Regions from separate parts of the Homo sapiens genome. Here region 1 is linked to region 2. Evidence: chromatin contacts called from ENCODE Hi-C or POLR2A ChIA-PET data. All regions are on one chromosome and are shown on one strand. Each heading gives the region's core, a stretch centred on a gene start or an enhancer-like site at or near the end of the contact. The rest is flanking DNA. Distances are from core to core; before and after follow the strand shown.

Region 1 (2,968 bases), core at 182-2,681, 42 kb before region 2:
GGTGTGGTGGTGCATGCCTGTGGTCCTAGCCACTCAGGAGGCTGAGGCAGCAGGATAGCTTGAGCCCAGGAGATCAAATCTGCAGTGAGCTGTGATTGCACCACAGCATTCCAGCCCAGGTGACAGAGTGAGACCCTGCCTCAACAACAACAGCAAAAAAAAAAAAAAAAAAAAGAATTGGCTAAAGACAAAACAGCATTTTACAGAGGTGTAAATATCAGTAGCCCATAAATACATGAAGAACTGCTCATATCGTCAGTAACCAAGGAAATGAAAAATAAGACACTAATGAAATGTTATATCTAATAGACTGACAGAAATTAGGAAGTCTGGCAAGAAAAGAAAAGTCATCCCGATCGGAAAGGAAGAAGTAAAATTCTATCCTCCAATGACAAAATCTTGTGTACAGAAAAATTCTCAGGAATCCTACCAAAAAAAAAACCTGTTTGAAAAATAAGAGTTTACCAAGGTTGCAGGATATAAGATCAATATAGAAAAATCAATTGTATTCCAATACCCTAGGAGTAAACAATCTGATAATGAAATTAAGAAAACAAATTCATTTAAAATAGCATGAAATAATTAAATACTTAGGAATAGAATTTAACAAAAGAAGTGCAAAATATGTATCTTGAAAACTACAAAACATCAATGAAAAAATTAAAATCTAAATAAATGAAAAGGCATTCATATTTACAGATCAGAAAACTTAACGTTGTTAAGATGCCAGTATTACCCAAATTGATATACAGATTCAGCACAATCCTACCGAAATCCCAACTGCCTTTTTTAGTATAAATTGACACACTGATCCTGAAATTTATATGGAAATTCAACAAATAGTGCTGGGACAACTAGATATCCATATGCAAAAGAGTAAAGCTCAACCTCTACCTCACAAGATACACATAAAAGGACCTCAAAGTGAATCACAGACCTAAAAATAAATGGTAAAACTATAAAACTTTTAGAAAAAAGCAATATCAGAGAAAAATGCTATGAAACTCTTAGAAGAAAACATGCAAGTAAATTTTCATGACATTTCAGGATTAGGCAAAGAATTCTTAGATATGACACTAAAAGCACAAATGACAAAGGAAAAAATAGATAAACTGAACTTCATCAAAATGAAAAGCTTTAAAGGAAACTTCCAAGAAAGTAAAAGAACAACCCACAGATAGAAGGAAATAATCACAAATCATGTATCAGAACAACAATGAGATACCACTTCATACCCATTAGACTGGATGTAATCAACAAGACAGACGAAAGTTTTGGCAAGGATGTGGAGAAATTAGAACCTTCATACTTTGCTGGTGAGATTGTAAAATGGTGCAGTCATTTTGGAAAATAGTTTGGCAGTTCCTCAAAAAGCTAAACATAGTTACCACATGACTCAGCAATTCAACTCCTAAGTACACACAGGAGAACTGAAAAAATATTTCCCAAAGAAACTTGTACAAGAATGTTTACAGAAGCATTATTCATAGTAGTCAAAAAGTGGAAAAAACTCAAATGTTTGACTGAGGAGTGGATAAACAAAATGTGGTATATCCACACAATGGATTTGACTAGGAAAAGGAATGAAGTACTGATACATTCCACAACATAGATGAACATTGGAAACATGCTAAGTGAAAGAATCTGGTCATGAAAGGTCATATGTTGTATGATTTAAATTACGTGAAATGCCCAGAGTGGAAAAATCCCTAGAGACAGAAAATAGATTAGTGGTTGCCAGTGGCTCAAAGGATGGGAGAATGGGAAGTGACTGTTAATAGGGATGGGTTCTTTTTTTGTTGTTTTTTGTTTTTTTGAGGTGATGAAAATATTCTAGAATTTTGTCGTGGTGATAAATGTACAGATCTATGAATATACTAAAAACCACTGAATGGTGCAGTTTTAAATTATGAACTTTATGATATGTGAATTATATCTTACTACAGCTGTTATTAAAAATAGAAAATCTGGCTGGGTATGGTGGCTCACTCTGCAATCCCAGCACTTTAGGAGGCCGAGGCAGGCGGATCATGAGGTCAGGAGTTCAAGACCAGCCTGGTCAATATGGTGAAACCCCGTCTCTACTAAAAATACAAAAATTTGCCAGGCATGGTGGCATGCGCCCATAGTCCCAGCTACTCAGGAGGCTAAGGCAGGAGAATGGCGTGAACCCGGGAGGCAGAGGTTGCAGCCAGCCAAGATCACACCACTGCACTCCAGCCTGGGCGACAGAGTGAGGTTCCGTCTCAAACAAAAAGAAAAAGTAGCAGAGCACCCCAGTCTTGGGGACATGCCAGGAAGAAAATTGCTTCCCCAGTAAAGAAGCTGAGGCAAATAGTTCTTTTGGGTTTAAAGTGGAAAGATGAATAAGAAAGAGTAACCAGAATCTACTGTAAAAGACTGTTTTGGTAGGTGTCTTTTCTAACAGTCTGACCCTGCAAGTTTATAAGCTCAGCTGTAGTAAAGTCACTTCTGTTATATCTTGTTTCCACTTTAGACCATGCAAAAATGCAGCCATGCCTTAGACCTAACATTACTCGCCTAGTTCACCTCCAGGATTTCAGTCTACCAAATTCTCCTTTTGATCGCTCTTGCCTTGCATTTTATTTTTCCCATTTTCTCACGCATAAAGAACCTAGTGTTTGTCTTCATTCCAGTGCTGACTCACTACTCTCTGATCCATTGCCATCTTGCACTTGCATCACTCCTACATTGCTAAACCTCAGTCCTATTTAATCTTTATTGTCCACTTTATCTACATGTTATAAAATAATACCCAGGAAAGTTAAATGATTTGCCCATGGTCACACCACCCAGGTTGGTTTAACTTCATAGCCCATGCTGTTAACCACATGCTTTACTGCTTACCACCTGGCAACAGTTGAAATAGTCGATCAAAGGAACTTTATGTAATGAAAAAGATGGTGGAAGTAGATTTTAGGGTCTGGGTGATGGGAAATTCAACTAT
Region 2 (3,107 bases), core at 165-2,664:
AACAAACAAACAAACAAACAAACAAACAAACAAAAAACACAAAAAAACCCATAAAGTCGGCAGGTTAAAGGACCCAATTAGTGCAGTGATTGGTCTGACTGCATGGTTCAAATCCTGCCTGTCTCTTTAGTTGGATGTCATTTTCAACAACGTAAGGTATTTGTCCTCTTTCTGTGCCTCTGTTTCCTCATTTATAAAAGATAGGCAGGCCGGGCACAGTGGCTCACGCCTGTAATCCCAACACTTTGGGATGCCGAGGTGGGTGGATCACCTGAGGTCAGGAGTTCGAGACCAGCCTGATCAACATTATGAAACCCCATCTCTACTAAAAATACAAAAAATTAGCTGGGCATCGTGACGGGCACCTGTAATCCCAGCTACTCGGGAGGCTGAAGCAGGAGAATCACTTGAACCCAGGAAGTGGAGGTCTCAGTGAGCCAAGATCACGCCATTGCACTCCAGCCTGGGCAACAAGAACGAAACTCCATCTCAAAAAAAATTAAAATTAAAAAAAAAAATAAAAGGCAATAATAATACCTGTTTCACAGTAGTAAATGACATAAGAACTTAAAGTGTTAAACACAATACACAAACATTAGTGAATTCCCAAAAATTACTGTATAGAATTAGGTGACTGAAGAATAAACTCTGTTCATTATTTTCTTTGGTTATTACAGTTCAAAGTATTATGAAAAGCAGAATAGCTTTTCTCATTCTAATAAGTATATTTCTCAGTAAAATAAAATCTGACACTTTTCATATTTTTGAGATCACAGATGTTCTTTCTTCTGATGAGTAAATATTGTGGAATGTTAGAGTGGAAACGTCTTCCAAGTATATTTGGTTCAGCAGTTGTTCACCATTCACATTTTTATTAAAGTCTTTTATTGTGTGGTATTTCATGCATTATAGTGTGTGATATGTTAATTGAAAATATTTAATTTGTGGAATAGAGTTTTGTCAAATCCATTCTTTTGTTAAGCATCAATACATATAAAATAGATGCCTCTCCCAGAAGAATTTGAAGTTATAGCATGCTGTTTTCATTTTAGATCATAGCAGAACTTCAGACAACCATTTCCTCTCTGAAAGAAGAGAACAGCCAGCAGCAGCTTGCTGCAGAAAGGCGGCTCCAGGATGTTAGACAAAAGTTTGAAGATGAGAAGAAGCAGCTGATTAGAGATAATGACCAAGCAATCAAGGTAATCTGAAGACTTCAGTAACCAGTGGTACCAGCTGCTTTAATGTAATTAAAAGGAGGGCTGAAATCCCAGCAGTGGGCAGATGAATGCGGGTATCTGGCTTGTTCACACAGCCTGCAGTAATTCCATTCACTGGACTCTACCTTTGATGTATCCAGTGACTCAGGCTGACTTCCCTCTAAGAGATCGCATGCCAGCATAAAAAGTCATTTTTGGCAAGCCCAATCCATTCACATTGAACAAATATTTTAAAAATACTCTGTCCTTTCTCTTGAGAACCACTTTGGAATTGTCTCTTGAAATTAGAATGACTGTTTGAGCCCAGCACTGCTGGCTGTTAAAGTCAGAAGTCAGCTTCCAATTTGCATTCTGTTCTTTGCCCACATCCTTTCATTATGTATTCGCATAATGAGAAATAACCTGTTCGATGCTTGGAATGCCAACCATTTGATGTGCTTTGACACAGTACAGGATAGATGTGTTGCTGCTGAGAAACTAGGTTGTTTCCAAATGACTTCAGAGAATCACACCCTTAATAGCACCAGAAAATTCTCTGGACCCCGATTCTTTCAGTGATAGGCAGTTAGATCTTCAAGTAGTTTTTTCTTGGCTTCATAGCAGTGAATATTATTGTATGTGTCTACATCATACTGGGTTTAATGTGTGAGGATAAGCATCTGGAAACCTTTATAAATAAGGTTTAAAAGAGAACAAAAAATTTTTAAAGAATTCCCAGCAAAAGATTATTTTTCAGCGACTTTAGTTTGACATAACAATACTTAAAGCGTGTGGAGTAATCATACAAAGCAAAGAACAATAAAAGAAAAATTGGGGTTTTACAGCTGCCCTTTCCTGCCTCACCTCTGCATCTTCTTTTTCTATAGCCTGTTGCAGGCAATCTGAGTAACGTTGGGAAGAGTTAGTGTTAATGTCAGTTGCTTTTTATATATTCCCTTTAAGCTGAGACAACACTAGATAGAATAAAAAGCCTTAACAGATGGATAAAACCTTCAAGGCCATTACATCCGGCCTCTTCACTTTACCATTGAGGACTTTTTTTTTTTTAATGACATTTTTCCTATGTATTTCCACCTGCAAGCTTATTTCCCCTACCTGTGTTATAAGACCAAAAAAAAAAGAGAGATTTTTTTTTCATATTCTGGTGGTTTAAAAACATCTTTCAAGTTTTTTTCATTTACAAATGCACAGGAAGTGCCTCCATTGATCTATATAACTGTTTTGCTTCACATAAACTGCATTGCATATTTTGTTTAAATTGTTTTAGTTCTATAAAATTTAAATATTAAGTGCATTTCTGTTTCACTTTATGTCCAAATACCAAGTAGTAGGTAATATCCAAATTTTAAATGAGCAATCAAATCTAAATATAAGCAAAAATGGAAAATATGAATATACTCCTGACAGCATAGTTCTGGTATTGTTTCTTGATGATTAAAAAAATCTTGAAAGAATTATAATTAGTACAGTTGCTCATTTTAAACTAATTCTTACAGTTTTAATTATTTAATTTTTAAATTACTTAATTTTTAAATTATTTAATAATAATTTAGTTATTAATTCTTACAGTTTTATAATATATATAAAAACTATATGTACCATATGTTACCTGAAAAATATTAAAATTACAATATAGGTAAGATATAGCTAAGTTTTGATTCACTCACTTAGATTATACATAAAGTAAATGACATTTCTTTTTTACTAACCTATATTAAAGTTGCTAAGGTAATTGATTCATTAGTGTTTATTGCCTTGGCTCTTTTTTTAAGGCTGTATCACAAAAAATACTGTGAATAACAGCTGATATTTACTCATCACGTACTATGTTCCAGGCTCTGCCATTTTCATTCATCTCATGTTCCATTATCTCATTTAAGCCTTATG

Evidence for each region. Hi-C counts contacts between places; a loop is a spot of excess contacts on that map. ChIA-PET counts read pairs that join two places held with the same protein, here RNA polymerase II (POLR2A). Pooled maps may share reads with other maps.
Region 1: a map of PC-3 shows a loop between it and region 2 (5-fold over the local background). The contact joins two enhancer-like sites. A Hi-C loop is called at or near these places in 6 of 168 maps with a recorded cell type or tissue (HepG2, MCF 10A, PC-3 and 3 more) and 6 of 50 pooled maps. POLR2A ChIA-PET finds 5 or more read pairs at or near these places in 4 of 52 experiments (CD8-positive, alpha-beta T cell, MCF 10A and activated CD4-positive, alpha-beta T cell).

The regions. Positions count from the first base shown.
Region 1 is chr17:65,783,779-65,786,746 of GRCh38, reverse strand. The region is part of intron 21 of CEP112 (centrosomal protein 112); the gene reads left to right. Among named protein-coding and RNA genes, the nearest start is that of AXIN2, 220 kb to the right of the region's middle. Within about 2 kb of position 1,431, at least 7 of the 41 ENCODE cell types and tissues checked have a DNase peak (open chromatin) inside an H3K27ac peak, as active enhancers do; they include PC-3, where a contact is called at or near this core.
Region 2 is chr17:65,741,163-65,744,269 of GRCh38, reverse strand. CEP112 (centrosomal protein 112) reads left to right here. Exons shown (of 27, transcript NM_001199165.4): 23 at 1,053-1,202. Among named protein-coding and RNA genes, the nearest start is that of AXIN2, 180 kb to the right of the region's middle. Within about 2 kb of position 1,414, at least 2 of the 41 ENCODE cell types and tissues checked have a DNase peak (open chromatin) inside an H3K27ac peak, as active enhancers do; they include PC-3, where a contact is called at or near this core.